Regions from separate parts of the Homo sapiens genome. Here region 2 is linked to region 1. The links are chromatin loops, found by intact Hi-C in ENCODE. Cell type or tissue: B cell. All regions are shown on one strand. Each heading gives the region's core, and the rest is flanking DNA. Links, peaks and the distances in the headings are about the cores only. Region 1 overlaps POC1B-DUSP6 (POC1B-DUSP6 readthrough). Region 2 overlaps LINC00615 (long intergenic non-protein coding RNA 615).

Region 1 (8,402 bases), core at 236-8,235:
TTCCTGTGTTTTGTTTGTTTGTTTGTTTGCTGGATTTTTATATACTAGTGGAGTCTTCCTTTTAATGCGTATATATTGGGTGAAACCATGTGAAGTCATTGATATTAGACTGTTTTTGCCTACAAAATGACAATTTCATATAATTCAACCTAATATTATCCTTTGTGGATAATAATTTTACTCTTCCATTTTATTATTCTGTTTTGTAGCACAGCTATTAAATGTCATGTGTTTGTTATACAGAACTGTCTTCTCAAAGTCCCACATACCCCATATATTCCTCGAGTTATGGTCCTGTATTATAGATGTATACTACAACAGACACATATGATCTACAATAGATATGTACAATCTATACTACAAGGGACATCCTGCTGTCCCTTGCTAAGAGGCAGTTATGCCCACCTCAATAGCACTGTCTGTCAAAACTGTCTGGATTCCTCACGTAATGAGGCTTTGCAAAACTTGAAGGGTACTGGGAGAGACAGTGAGTCTCAAAAGGTGGACCAAAGATTTTTAATGATCTATGATATTTTCTAGGCCAGAAATGTGCAATTTTAGTCTACTGACTACCTCACAAGGAGGCAGCACATCTCATAAACCTCCTGTTTGCTCCTTCTCGCTACAGGGGGAAAACCTAACTCATCAGATTTTGTAAATTTCTACAACATGCATTTGGAGTAATTCATTGAACATAAACGTACTGAACACCTACTATAAGCCAAGCACTGTGGCAAGTTGTAGACATCCCATTAATTTTTAATTTCTTAAATTATTAATGCAGCAATGCTGCTAGAGTTATAAACATGAATACTGTAAGAAACAAGAACACAGATCGATTTGAAGTCCTAGTGGTCACCAGTGATTCTTGGAATTCCCTTTAACCATCAGCTCATTGGTTACCCTCACTTCGTTTTTGTCACTGAAACTCCTAATGAGAGATCTAGGAGGCTTCTCTGCTATGGGATTAACACTGAAAGGACCCTTGAATAATTAGAATGGTTTCTGGTACAAGATAGACTCAAAATGGACTAGTCCTCTGTAGAATTCCTCTACAATAAATACTATTCTTGAGATCTATTAGAGAATTTGTAATGTCATAATGTCAGGGTTTTATTTTGGCTACAAATTAAAAATGTACCCAAAATATTTAACTAAACTGACATCATAGCAGTAGTGTCGTCAAAGACCACGCTGTTCTTCCCATTTGTTCTTACGATTAGTTTTGCACTGACTAGCAGGATCAACTGTGGCAGTGATTTGCCTTGGAAAGAATTAGCAGAATCCTAAATGGAAAGGCTAAAATTCTTAATCTTTGAAAATTTTGAAAACACTGAATAAATAAATTTTATATATGTAATTTCTATCAACAAAATTGTAAGTATTAGAAATACTTCTTAATTTATGGATAATCCATCAAAAGAGATTAACCAACGGCAGTGCTGTTTTTCTTACAGCTTCTAATGAGAAGACTAGAAGTAAGTTTAGCACCTCTGAAGGACAAATAACACAATAGGGAATCTGCTCTGCAACAGCATGTGAAATGTTACCTGGGTGGCATCTTAATACGTGAGACAGTGGGTATGGATTAGACTGAGCTCAGGGACCTCAAAGTAAAAGCTTTCCTGGGAAGGGGAACATCACACACCAGGGCCTGTTGTGGGGTGGGGTGGCAGGGGGAGGGATAGCATTAGGAGATATACCTAATGTTAAATGACGAGTTAATGGGTGCAGCACACCAACATGGCACATGTATACATATGTAACTAACCTGCACGTTGTGCACATGTACCCTAAAACTTAAAGTATAAAAAAAAAAAAAAAAAAAAGCTTTCCTGGAAATTGTTGCTGCTCCCCCCTTGTGGTAAACTATTTAGATGCATTGTAAATATGACTATAAAGTTTTTCCTATACTAAAATGTTAGGCTACATAGGCCACGTTTTATCTCCTCCCCCAACATTTTTTAAAGGAAAATGGATTATGCCAAATGATTAAATGCCACTTAAGTGTCAAAAAAAAAAAAAAAAACCCGACTTACTGTGGTAGAATCAAAAGAAAGGATATCCATAACAGGGGGAGTAGAGATCTGCAAATCGATTACCTCAAGCTTTGGATTAATCTGTGTATATACATAAAAAAAAATTATGAGATTTTCATACCATAAGAAACCAAATACTATTTGTAAAAACCTGGAGGGCATTTTCTAATATATTCTAAAATTAAAATATATTGGTATATTCATTACTATGGATAAAAAAAATTTTAAGCTAAATGTTAGCCTACCAATTCTATCAACGTATAAGAAAAGATCATTTTGGTAAGGTTGAATTCACCCCAGAAATAAAAGGTTTTCACTTTAGAAAATCAATGTAATTTACCTAAAAAGGAATATTAAAAATAAAATAAAATGACCCACCTCAAAAGATGAAGAAAAAAATCCTAGCCAGTTCAGTAAGAAAAGGAAATAAAAGGTATTAAGATAACAATTAGAAAGAAATAATATTCTCATTCATATATAATGTTATCTAGAATTTATTGCTAAATCATTAGAATAGTCAGAGTTTAAGTTAGTCCCAAAATCAATATATGAAATCAACTGCATTTCTGCATTCTAGCACACAGTTAGAAAATGCAAAATTTTAAAGGACACCATTTACAATATCAAAGAAGTTTAAAAATACATCAGAATAAACATACAAAAAAGAGTAAGACCTTATGGAAAAGAATAAAACTTATGTTAACATTAAAAAAGGCTCAAATAAGTAGAAACTGTATCATAAATAACTCAAAAACAGAGTGCTGTATATGGAAAATAAATATATTCAGAATATTCGTAATGAGAAAAGTGAAATTAAAGCAAAATACCACTTAATACCTATTAGACTGCAAAAACTAGAAAGCTCAATGACGCCAACACTGTTTGTAGCAGCATTGTTTGTAATGGCCAAAAAACTATTGGAAGTACCCTAAGTGTCTATCAACAGTTAAACAGGCTGTAAGAATTACTACAGTGACAAATTCACTGGAATGCAATACAGCAGTGAAAACAATTTATGAATGCATGAATTCAGAATTCATATGTATGAATCTCAGGACTTTAATGTTAAATTAAAAAGTAAGTTACGGAAAATATACATTCAATATAATTCCATTTACATAAAGTTCAAACTCATTCAAAATTAAACAATAATTATAGATTCAAATATATAAAGTTACAAAGAAAAGCAACAGAATGATTACCTAGAGTGGTGACTAACTTTGAGGGAGGCTATTTCAGAATTTGAAAAGACATAAAAATTAAAAATAAAATTGAAACATTATGAATACAAAGAAGTAAACAAAGAGCAACAAAGATAGCAGAGTTTTATATCAAATGAATGGTACCAATAAGTGTACTAACGAACCTTAAAGAAGAAACTATTGACTGAGCGCTTATCAGGAGTGTCCAATCTTTGGCTTTCCCTGGGCCACATTGGAAGAATTGTCTTGGGCCACACATAAAATACACTAACATTAATGATAGCTGATGAGCTAAAAAAAAAAAAATTGCAAAAATATCTCATAATGTTTTAAGACAGTTTACGAATTTGTGTTGGGCTGGATTCAAAGCCAGCATGTGACCTGTGGGCTGGACAAGCTTGGCTTAGACAGTGAGAAAGACTTCCTATGGAGGAAACACGGCATATGACGGCTCTTTAATAAAAGATCTAGAAAACAAAAACAGAGAGGGAGATGAGTAAAAGAGCATTCTTCATGGCATAGTGGAAGAATGCTGACATACTTTCACACAGGGTTAGAAAGAAGATTGTCAAGGGTCAAATTGTGAAGGGTGAAGGAATTTGGGAAGGCACAGAAAGTTGGAAGCTACAATGTGCTGAATTGAAAGAGTAATCTGACAGACACATAAAGTGTCATGAATACATTAGGGACGGCAGTGAGGACACTACAGCGTTAATCCAGGTCTGTAGTGATGAAGACTTGGCCAGTGATAAGAGGAGTGGAATAATTTTTAAAGCACTTACCATGCTTGATGGGTATGGCTGTAGTTTTAGAAACAGTAAAATCATTTTATAATTATCCAGCCAGTGTGTTAAAGGGGAGATATAACTGCAATGCTATAGTAAAGAAGGAATAAAGCTGTGCATGGTAAGGATGAGGGGCAATCAGCTCAGCTAGCCAAAACCGTTATCTCTTCCTGGCTGTCCCATAAAGCAGAAATCAAACACAGCCTCCTGCCATTAACTCTAAGTCCAGAGTTGAGGTAAAGAACAGAAATGTGAGAGTGACTTGTTTTCCTTTTAATCTTAAGACTCCCTGTCCAGAGACTGCTTGCATACGTTTTATTCTCTTTTATCTACTGCCACCTAGTGTAGACAGAAAATTATTTACCTAGAAAATACAATCTAGTTGCACCATCTGAAATTGAAACTGCTCAAGAAATCTAAATCACGTAGAGTCAGCACCTGTCATTAAAAAAAATCCTTGACCTACAAGTTGGGAAACAAGTCCTGATGTAATTAACAGTATTTAACTGCGTAAGTTGCTGCCACATAAGTTAAATAGAGCTGGAAGTTCTTACTAAGTAACATTTATAGTCCTCTCCATAAAGAAAATATGCTGAGGGGGTGATATGGTTAAATTCTTTGCTAGCTAACTCTCAGGAATACTAACAGTACCTTGTAGCTCCTGATATTTATTAAAGGGAAGAATATGTTAATAATTAGAGCTGCCTTGAAATGAAGTGGGCTGCCTATGAGAGGCCAAGTTCTCCATGGCTGAACAAGGGTATATAACTGGGACTAATGAATGAGGTAAAGGTTAGCCTGTATGACCTCAAAGGTACCATCCCACATCCCCCATTGAGGTTCTCTGTGTCCATGATACTGAGGAGTCCACGAACATAAAACCTCTACTAATAAATTCCATAAGCCTTCACTAGACTACAAGCTTCTAAAGAGCAAGGAGTATGCCCATCTTGTTCACTGCTGCATACTCTAAAGCTAGTACAACGTCCAGCACACAGATACTTTAATATCTGTTAACAGGATAAAATGTAATTTTGTTTATATTGAAGCATTACATCAAAGTGGTTAAAAACACAGAATGGAACCAGAGTGCCTGGGTTGAAATTCTACTGCTGCCACTTACTAACTTTAAGATTTAACTAACATAGACCTCAATTTCTCATGGGATAATAGTGGTACTTATTTCACCGAGATTTTAGGAATATTAACTTAATTTGTATAAAACACTTAGAACAGTCTTGTATAACTGTTAGACTTTATCATCATGTAATGAACATTTACTGAGGCCTGAAACAGTATAAACATATACCCCAGTTAGAAGTAGAATACAAAATGGATAGACAAGTGGTCATTTTAAAAAATCATAAATGGTGATGTTTTCAACCTTATTAGAAGATTGAGATAAAAACCCAATCTCAGACTTAAAAACTTAAATTGATCACTTGTACTTTTCAACAATGAATCATGGTCAGACTATCACAAAATATTATTATATAAATATTTGGTTAAGGTAAAGGACATTTTCCTTCCTGCTAAATATCATACAGAATTTCATATGCAATTTATATGTTAAGGTAATCTAAAATGGCCATAAAAAACTGAAAGCCATCAGAACATTATTTTATTAAAAAAATCTTTTTAACCAATTATAATCCCTGCTTACAATATTCTGCAATTCTCCTAGAATAACTATTTTGATGCTTTACTGTCATTAAGAGCTATCGCCATCGCTTAGAGTGGCTCTACTGTCTTCTCATCAAAATGTGTAAGAAAGAAGGGAACTGCTGCTCCGGAGAAAAATATCACACACACACACACACTGAAGGAAAGTCTGGTTTTGTCTAGGGGCAGGACAATGCAATCCAACTCATGACAGTCTGAAGAAGATAAAGTCAGCATGAACTAGTGATGTGCTATAGCACAACATGGGTAGGGTCAAGATACCTTGTGTAAAAACTGGGCTTCTTTCCCATCAAAAAAAAGAGAGAGAGGTACTGTTCTCATGTTTTTAATTAAGATGGAGTGCCTAGGCCAGGAGTACTACGAAGGATCTGTAGTTAGATAAGTAGGAAGAACCCGGGAGGGGGCTATTTCACATAGAGAGAATTTGATATTTCATGCCTTCTTTCATGTGGCCTCCTTCTCTCATTTATTTTAAAAGTAATATGGCTATCACCCCCTCTATCCATGTAGGAATTAGTAATTTATACATTTAGTCAGCTGGTACCCAAGATCTAAGACTCTGCAGGATTCCCCACCTTCAAACAAGTGAAGCGCTTAAGGCTAGCAAAGGGGTGGCTTTTGCAAAAGGCCAAACTATTTTACTCAGCAGATTGAGATTATGCAATTCAGATGAGTCTCATAGAAAACATAATACAAATCATAAAAATGTTATCTCGTTTCAAACTCAGAAATAAAACACTCATGGTCACTGCAAACAGAGAAAGAAAAATTCATCAGTTCACTTAGATACCATTTATTCTACATATTTTAATAAGATGTTTATTTTCCTTAAATCCTAATACTGACCTCAAAAAAAGATTTCTTAGTTTTAAAATATTTCCCAAGTAACTGCATGTAAATTTGCCTAAAGCTTTGAAAAAAACTTAATCTACTGAATTTAGTATTTCAAAGTAAAGTTTACTAATCATAAATGAACACAGCACAACTTCTATTCTGACTATTCCATTCTGTGTGAAAGTTTTGAACTAAGTAGTCTTTGGCTTAGTGAGGGATCCATATTTATTAATTTGAAGTAGAGTCTTTAAAACACAATTTGGTACTTAACAATTATTTATTCATAATACTAAAGTTGTTCCCTGTCTAGAAAATTTCATAACCTTGACTTTTTTATAAGAGTTTTTTTTTTTTTTTTTTTTTTGAGACGGAGTCTTGCCCTGTTGCCCAGGCTGGAGTGCACTGACATGATCTCGGCTCACTACAACCTCCGCCTCCCAGGTTCAAGCGATTCTACTGCCTCAGCCTCCTGAGTAGCTGGGATTATAGGCACGCGCCACCACACCCAGCAAATTTTTGTATTTTTAGTAGAGACGGGATTTCACCATGTTGGTCAGGCTAGTCTCGAACTCCTGACATCATTAGCCGCCCACCTCGGCCTTCCAAAGTGCTGGGATTACAAACATGAGCCACCGCACCTGGCCCAAGAGATTTTTTCAGGAAAAAAAAAAAAAAAAGAAACAATTACAACAATTGGTTGTTCATATACAGAATCCTATCACTCTTCTGGCATTTTATATCACAGGGCCTCAAAGTGTTTTACAAAAGCAAGTCATGTTTTATACTTAATTTAAGCAGCCATGCATGTTTACAGATAATTTAAACTGTGTACACAGAGGCTGACTACCTTAAGGTCACAAAAAAAAAATTCAGTCACAAGGCTCAGCATTTTGTAGAGTGCAATTGAACTCTAATTCCACGATGAAGAAAAGTCAGTGTTTAATAGAATTTTTAGGGGTATACGTGAAAAATTTGTTTGAGAGTGGCTTTGCATGGCCTGGGTCAGCCTGACCCAGCAACACAAAGCAGCCCAGCTGGTTTAATGGCTTTTTGGCTATACCATAAGAGCAGAGCCACTCAGGCAACTCCTTGACATTTTAAAGAAAGCCTAGCACTCTGAAATGAACTAGGGCTGACAGTAAATCAGAGAAAAAATGGCTTGAGTCTCTGTGCTGAGGTGAGTGTGGAGTCATGGAAATAGCACCTAATTCACGAGGAAAGCAGTCTCGGGATCAGCCTGCAGTTCTGCCACCCAACACCCTGGAAAGTGGCCAAATGGATATTTCCCTCCTGATCAATCTTGGCCAAACCACAAGATGACAGAATAAAAATACCAAGAGTTAATAAAACCAACTTGGATAATACAAGAAAAAAATACTCAAGTTAAATTAAAATATATTTCACATGTATTTTATATGAATTTATATAATCACAGGGATAAGAAATATAACTAGAAACAGAAGCAAAAAATGGGAAAACCAAATTAGATTACTTTTTTCTTTTAAATAAAAGAAAAATGATAATACAATAAGTAGTACAAAGAAGTGGTAACATGATTAATACTTTAGAAGAACTGAAAAGATTGTCAGAAGTTGGAAAAGACAAAGATTATAGCCAAGAACTGAAAGTCAACACTACCAGGGAAAAGCAAAGGCAGAAATCCCAAGATATGGCTGGATTAAACAAAATCTAGAAAATAGTTTAAAAAACAAAGAACAAAAACATATACTTAGATGCACAACTGGAGACTAGCAGAAGTGCCTGAGATAACAGCAAAGACCAAGACTAAGGAAAACAAAATGAAAGAAGTGATGTGGCTGAGGGTACATGCACAGCATGAACAGTGAATGCGGCTACCG
Region 2 (8,402 bases), core at 326-8,325, 1.5 Mb after region 1:
GGGGTATATATACATTTATATTAACTCAATTTTCTTACATGGAAGAGCCTGTACAGCTTCTTTGAAAAGATCGCCACCTAGGGGAAATTAACAAGAGTTAATGCAACATCTGCAATGCACCACATATGCTGCGTAATATCTAATGGCGTATGTATTTAAGGAAAAAAATATGCAAAACTGTGTCATATTTCAGCAAATGTGGTGGGCCACCTAGGAAAAATAGACTACCCTGTAGACCTAGAAAGTGTGCTTGTGCACAATTTTATTGTTATTTCTAACACAGAACTGCATGTAGCTTTTGTTTATTCATTAGGGCTTGATTTTAATGACTTTCTCCATATCCAGAGAGATTTTTGAATATAGAATTTTTTACAAAATAGATATCCATCTGATTATGAGTATAAAACTTATATTTTTGACAATTTTTACAATTAAAAATAATAGTTTTAATTAGTACAATTGTTAAGATTCTTACATGTAAAAGAATTTCTATCTCAATTAAGCCTCAGAAATTAACAAAGATGTTTCTCCTTAAACTCATTTATTTGTTTCTGAGAATTTATAACAAGATCTCCAAATGAGGGCAAGTAAAGTGGGAAATAATTTAGTTGGTTCATTCAAGTAAAAATGGGTTATTTTACTGTACTTGAATTTCTGATGTTTTTGATAAATGTCTTAGAGAATCACTGCATTTTCTGTAAGCACATTTAACATAAAATATGATCCACGTTATAATCTTTACATGCTATGTTGCAGATATGGGAACTTGAAAGAATGCAACATATCTTTAAGTTGAAATGGATACTTTAGCAGCCATGAAAAATTTATGTTTTGTTTTATAAAAACAAGCTACTAATTTCAAAATCAACTTTCTAAAAAGTCAAAGTATAATTTTAAATTAAATCACATGCTCTGAAGATAATTTTTGGTTAATTAGATACTTTTGGATCATAAATTTTAATGCATCAAGATTATAAAGTAGGCAAGAGTCTAATAGGGAAAAACTTAAGGGATTATTTGAAAAAGTTTTATGTATGCTGTGTTTACAATTATTAGAACAGTTGTCAAACTGTCTAGTGACTGCCTGTTAACTCAGTCTTCCCCATTAAGTGGAAAACCTCTTGGTAACAGTGAGTATTTTTATATACAATTATTCCTGAGGTGCTATTTGAGCAGTGTCTGTTCTGATTACTTGGTGCCCGTAGAACCAGTGGTTAAACAATTTGAATATAACTCCTAGATGTATCAATAGCATTTAGAAGAATGCCTGGCATTTAGAAGGAACATGCGACACAATGGGTAAATGAATGAATAAATAGCCCCTCAAATTAGGCCTGTCCCCTGCGTTAAGTATATGCTTATAGAATCTATAACCCTCTCACAAAAAAAATGAGTCTACTGTAGAAGGCATAGTTAATCTTTGTAAGGTAAAGGTAAATATGAATTATTCTATCCCTTTTGAGATTATCCCTGCCATAATCATCTTGATAGATAATCAAGAGCTAGAGGTACACCAAAGGAAACTGTTATGTCATATGAAATTATATGTATGTAATTATTTATTTTGTGTATATATATACATATTGTGTGTATATCTCTCTATATATAGATATAAAATTTTAGAAATCAGTAGTATATTTGATCATGGAATAGAAAAGATTCTTTGATGAACTAAGATGAATTTATATACCTGGATAAGTAAACTTGATATTTTATCCCTGCTTATTAAAATCATTTAAATTATTTGGCAATCCATCTGTAACATTCCTTAGCTACGCTAAATTCAAGAAGCACTAATTATCTTCACTTTGCAAGGTGAATATGTTTTAAGGTACACCAACATTTAAACTCTCTGTCTTTTCCTTTACTTCTAGCTGAATCTGATGGTACTTTTAGTGAAATAGGAGTTATAATATCTTACCTATAATAGTGTTCTTAGACGAGTTCTTATTTCTCACTAAATCTAATCCATATTGTTTATTTAGATTTTTGCCTGCCCTGAAATGTGATACTTTCATGGCAAATCTTTTCAACCTTTAACTTTCATTCTTCATTATATCCATTTTCTTTCAACAGACCTCCAGATAGTGCTATTACTTTGCTTTTATACTGTATTTTATTTTTTTCCTAATTGTGACTGCCACATAGCAGCTCTTGGGCTCTTCTCCTGCCAGTAGCTAGCAGTTTTCCATTTCTACCTACTTCCATTAGTAAAGGCTGATTCCTAATTTAGAGAATTAAGAATTCTGCAATCAGAGTGAACTTTATACTTTCACCTTAGAAGAAAGGGAAAAGGGGCCAGGGAACAGTTTTAATGATGTGAATATTCTAGCACAGTTTTGCACTCTGCTTCTTTACTCTCTTTAAAATGTCTCATCACATAAATAATTTATCACAGAACTTTTGGACATCAATTACTGAGACTCAGCACTTTTTCCAGGACAGCATTACAATATGCGGTATGACTGCAAAAGTTTGGCTTTGGCTATTGACTCAAAGTTATGTCCTTGAATAATCTGAACTGAATCTAAGATTTCATCACACTCCCATCCATTTCAGAGTGGACTTAATGATATAAGGAAACAGACTATGTGGTTTCCAACCTCTGTCACCTATTAGCTGTGGGATCCTGGGTAACTTGGTCAAGAGCTCTTAGCATTGGCTTTCTCACTGCTAAACTAAGCATATGTTCTTAGCACAGGTCCTACACAAGGTAAACACTCAGCAAAGTGAAACAGAATAAAATAAGTGTTGGCTACGTTAAGCTTCACCAGGTACTCCAAATTGTAAAATTATAATAATCTAAAAATGTATTTTCATGTGCCTTTTAGAAACAGGAACATTGCCATGAGCATTTTTAAGATGGTTTATACTCATGGTGATTCTGTGGCCCAGCAAGTTGGAACCAAGAGCTTCTTGTTACATTAAAAAATTTTGTGTTCAGTTCCTGTGCAAATCTATGCATGAGGACAGGGCTATTATACCACACAGTTTAGAGCACAAGAGATGTGGCTGAGTCTCTACTTACTCTTTCTTCTGCTTTCCTAATGAAGTAGGTTTTAGTACACACATGGATAAGTAATTATGCTTCTCTGTTGGAACTACCTAAGAATCATAGATCATTTCATAGATTTATTTTTATTTTATTCTTTTTTTAAATATTGAAATTATGTATTAAGGGCTTCTTATGTGCAAGATTGTGCACTGGAAGTAGAAAGATGATCAATTCCTTGACCTATAACCTTTTTTAGACAGAAGAGAACCACAGGTAATTAACGATAATTTAGAAAGGATAATGGAAGTATCAATAAAGTGAAGTGTTAAGGAAGTACAAAGCAAGAAGTACAGAGCACCTCTTTCTAGAAGCGCTGTGGAAGAACTGATGAATGCATCACTAAGGCAGTTGTAAAGGCAGAAACTATCTCTCAGGCTAAGGCAGAGCCTGCTCGTAGCATTGATTTGTGCTCCCACTAGACCTAGATAGCAGCTGGAAAGAGCTGGGAATCAGGCAGCAATAAAAATATTAATTATCTTCTGGGTGCCAGACCAACAAACAAGCAAGTTTGTTTCTTTCCCTAACAAGATGTACTCTAATTAGTGGCCATGATCATTACACCATGTTTGAGTCCCAGGAGGTGATTGACTATCACAAGTCCTGCTTTCACTACCAGGCCAATGGATACATACTCTCATTTTTATTGCTTGAGATTAAAGTGTTAAGCATTATTTAGTTTAGCAATTTCAAATTTGATAATTGTCTTGTTTATTGTCACTATTTAAAGGAAAACAAATACACTGTCAGTGCAGATTGTGAATGTTAATTAGTGGTGTTACTGTCAAAAGGAATTTGAATAGACAGAAGTATTGTAGAAACACCTTCAGATAAAATATGATTCATGGAATAAAATTATTATAACTTTATCAAAATAATAATCCACAGACATACAAGGATTCTTCTGGGCCAATGTTTTCCCCCTTTCCTTCACACACTTTGGTAATTTATGTTTATGGCTTAGTCTTATAGTTCAAAAAGATACTAACTTTTAAACACCAAGCCGTATAGCAGCATATTCAAATAAATAATTTAAATATCTATCTTAATACGGTGCTTTGTCACAATACCATTACAGTACTCTTTTTGCATTTGTATTAATGTATTATGTGTTCTAAAAAATGCATCTGTGAATATAGTACAACAGCTCATCTATCATTAGCTTACATTTAAATGTTTTGCCTTTGCCACTAGGTGGCACCTATATATTAATAGTTGTGGAGCATAAGTTCTACATAAGAAGGCAATATAGACAGTGAAGGAGAGAAAAGTAAGCCATTTTATTAAATTTGTTTTGTATTTAAATATTTGTTCAGGAAATAATGTAGAATTCACAAAATTTTTTTAAGACTAGGGGAAAACATTAAATACTCATTATTCTTTTTAAAAAAATGATGAACATTGATTTTGGAAAAATCCACTGGGGGTTGCCAGGGGAACATATACAGCCACTTAGTCTTGACCTCAGCTTGCCATCCTATATTATAATCTCCCAGTTCAAGGAAATTCTGCAATCAATAAAAATTAATAAAAAATAAGAACTGTAATTATATATGGCAGCATTAAAATTCTGCTTTTGGTGGTACTATTTAATGATAAATGTCATATGAAATGTGTAGTCTAATAGAAATTTTTGTGATAAATGGTAAATTAACACCAGTTAAGAGTCTTAAATTACTAGGCCTAAAACTGACATGCTAAAAATCTAAATATATTTAGGAGAGGATACACAAATAATGCATGATAACAGAACTATCAATCATTATAAAAATTTCAAATGCCCTCTGAAACCATCAGGAGATGCCAATATTAATAGCTTAAATAACAGCTAAAAATGCCAGTTAATGTCAAATCTAAATTTTTAAAGAGAAATGTGGATTTCTAGTCTTAGGTGTTAAAAGTTTACACAAAATAACCTTCCTGGGATAATAAAATATCACCAATAGAATTTGAAAGAAATCAAAAAGTAAGAGAACATGCAGTAATCATTAAAATTTTATTACAACTCTTGGTACTGTCTATGCTTCACTAAATATTGCATTGTATTTATTTATTGAAATCACAGTATTGAATTTAGGCAGCACAAGGTTAATAGCTAGATAGAAACACAGTGTCCAGCTCATGAGAAGAGTGCATGGATAGTATGTGATTAGTGTCTTAAGTTGAGAATAACCATTCTAAAAGCAACATCCAAAAAAGAAAAAGAAATAGATTTAGAATGAAACAAGCAGCCTAGAAAGAAGGTAAGTCAAAACCTATGTAACATGAACAATGGTGTAAATAAGTAGGGGAGCTTCTCCAAAAGATAGTCCAAATACAGCCAAGTCCTTTTTGTGTTTGAAATATAATACCTTTGTTTATTTTCCTATAGTGCAAAACTAGGACCAGTTGGTGGAATCTGTGGTCAAAAACAAAAGCCTTCCTTTTTTTTTTTTCAAGGTAAGCATCTTGCTCTGTCACCCAGGCTGGAGTGCAGTGGCTTCATCTCTGCTCACTGCAACCTCCACCATCTCCTGGGCTCAAGCCATCCTTCCACCTCAGCCTTCCGAGTAGCTGAGACCACAGCCATGGGTTACAATGCCTCAGATAACAAACATTACTTTTTTTGATAGGATGGGGTTTCTCCATGTTGCCCCTGCTGGTCTCAAACTCCTGGGCTCATACAATCCCAAAGTGCTGAGATTATAGGCATAAGCCATTGCACTGGGCAGGACAATTTTTTTTTTTAAATTAAAACTAGAACTTCTTATTGAGGGAAATACGACCATGTATTTTAAATTGTAAAAAACAGTTCTGCATGTGATCTTCATATAGAAAACATTAATATATTTTCTGTATAAAAAGAAGGGAGGAATAAAAGATTTGAGCTGATGACCTTTCAACATACAAAGTCTACAAGCTTTTTATTTAAAGCCATTGTTTGTATGTTAAATTTTACAATAATTGAGATAATTATAGATACTTTAGTAGTTGGAAATGAGTCAGAAATACATGCATGGTCTACATGTTGGAAATAATTTTGTTATACTAAGGTAGACCCACTAGGGTACTATAGCATGTGCAGTGGAGAAATGACCCTAGCAAGTTGTCAAAAGTCACTAGGGGCTCAAAGTTGTAGGGCATTAGGACCTAGTGTTCATAGTTACAGAGAACATTTTAGCTCTATTATGTAGTATCCTATAGCTGCCCATTATTCAAGGAGGGCAATTGTCAGTCACTCCCCTTGGGAATCCTTCTGAATATAGGATTTTTCTGTTAGAGAAACTCTGCTATGTACCTCTATTTATACAAGTATTTATATGTAAGCGGATTTCTAAAATGGTTGACATCTAAAAGTTAAATTCTGCACTTGTTATACCCATCTTGACTGGATTTATCTTGAAATGAAAGTATACTTGATTTAAGGCAATGCCAGAGAAGTATTTAAATGTAGTTTGTTCCAGGAATACATTTGTCTCCAACACTCCCTCCCTGCCTCTCCCCCTGCCCCTTGTAGTAGAACTACTAGATCATATTACCATGCAGCAATATATAGGTAGAGCAGTAAAAGATTCTCGCAGGGCCTGAAAGCTTAAGGGAATGAATAACTCCTCTCTTCTGAGGCCCAGTCCCAAGACGCAAGACCACTTGCGCCAGCAGCGTGCATCAGCAAGATAGCAAAAGCAGGACGAGAGCTGCCCGGAAGACATCTACCTGGCCAGAAGACACCTACCCTGGCCGGAAGACATGTACCCCTGAAGATAGAGAAAGAGGCCATCGTGTACTACGTAGCAGTCATGTCAGACTGGGACACTTCCTGTTTACAGAGGACTATAAAACCCCTGTCCTGTCCTCACTTGGGGCTGACGCCATCTTAGGCCTCAGCCCGCCTGCAGCCAGGCGTTCGTTAAAACAGCATGTTGCTCCACACCGCCTTGTATTGTTTGTTGGTCCCACTCTCTGGGCTCGAACCAATACAAGCACCTTTCAAGCAGTATATTCTTCAGTGTCTTGATCCTCCAAATAACTCTCTTCTAATTCCTCCTGACCACAAAAAGCACTTATACTCTAGGATGACTGATTCCAGCCCAGTGGCCTGGCAAGGGTGAATTACACCTTGCATATCACACTCTTGACATTTGTGTGCGCTAGCATAAGAATTATAATTGAAACAGGGATTTAAGTATCTCCTCTCTAGGTGCCTACCCTCCTTGGACTCAGGTCAAATTTATTAAAGGAAGTTTTGTTTCTAGATAGGTTGTTTGAAATAAAATAACAGAATGTTCAAGTAACACAGTGTACCTACAGCTTTTAACAAAATTGAGGACTTGGGTCTCGAAACAATTTCCTTTGATTTTCAGGTATTTTATCTATAAAAAGGGAGATAAAGCATTAGTTCATAGGACAGTTATATGTTTAAATGTGATAATGTATATTAACCACCTTGCATGTATTCAAATGTGTTTTGAAATCTAACGTCTACATTTTGATAGTTTAACTGTTCTACATAAGTGACTTACAACAGGCATTAAATATTGTTTGGCATTTTCATATATCTGTAACTGTATCTTAATCTACAATGAGCTTAATTTTAAGTGTAGCATAAAACAGAACCTTCAATAAAGTGGTAATATTAGGAATGATATCCAGTTATCTTATACACTTATAAAGTTACCTATAAATTCTTACGAATATTTTTCTAAAGTAAAATTTTGATTTTACTTTAATTATAGATGAGAAGCAACAAAGCAACATTTATAACAATTTATCCCACTCAGGCATTTGTTCCCACCAAATGTGTATATTGATATACGTACACATAAAATATTCCTGTGTTAGATTGTCGTCACATCACTTATATAAACTATTAACCCACTACAAACAAATTTGTTTTTCAAGTATTACAGTTGCATTGATTTTGATTTTGAAAATATGCATTCAACTATCCATTGCTTCTATGGAAAAGGACGGGTAATTCTTAGCACCAACCATTAGAGCATTAATGTCAACCGTAAAAGGAAACATCATTGACCTGGGGCAAGGGCAGGGGCAGAGGGGAGATAAAGGACAGAGAATATTATCTTGGGAAAGAGTTCAACTCTAGAGATTTAACTGGTTCTCATATAGTCTGCATAATGGTATCTGCAGCTCAAAGGTAATGTATCTGATTAGAGTTACACTAGGGGAAATAGGGCAGAGTTAATTAATCATTTTGTTATTTTGGGAGATTTTACACTTATAGTTGCTCGCATCACTAACAAGTAACTTTTAGACACCACATAACATGTCTATGACCTCATTTGTGTATTTACTGAATACTTATTGTAACTAGGAAGTATTGAATGCCACTGTTCTGAGTGCTTGGTAACTA

What was found. Hi-C counts contacts between places; a loop is a spot of excess contacts. Peaks named below come from ENCODE experiments on the same cell type or tissue, not always from the same donor. Only the 100,000 strongest peaks of a DNase experiment are listed, where the experiment ranks them.
Region 2: a loop joins it to region 1, with 4 times the contacts of the local background. A loop is called at or near these places in 7 of 110 quality-filtered maps.

Annotation. Positions count from the first base shown.
Region 1 is chr12:89,457,599-89,466,000 of GRCh38, forward strand. The region is part of intron 9 of POC1B-DUSP6 (POC1B-DUSP6 readthrough); the gene reads right to left. It overlaps POC1B (POC1 centriolar protein B), which reads right to left. Exons shown (of 12, transcript NM_172240.3): 10 at 2,040-2,120. Among named protein-coding and RNA genes, the nearest start is that of GALNT4, 63 kb to the right of the region's middle. In B cell, for the core only: CTCF peaks have their summits at 4,405 (motif pointing left) and 4,607; a DNase peak (open chromatin) is centred at 4,373.
Region 2 is chr12:90,941,001-90,949,402 of GRCh38, forward strand. It overlaps LINC00615 (long intergenic non-protein coding RNA 615), which reads left to right. Exons shown (of 5, transcript NR_038868.1): 4 at 5,424-5,491; 5 at 6,655-7,669. Among named protein-coding and RNA genes, the nearest start is that of CCER1, 10 kb to the right of the region's middle. In B cell, for the core only: a CTCF peak has its summit at 4,263 (motif pointing right); no DNase peak of the experiment used is centred there.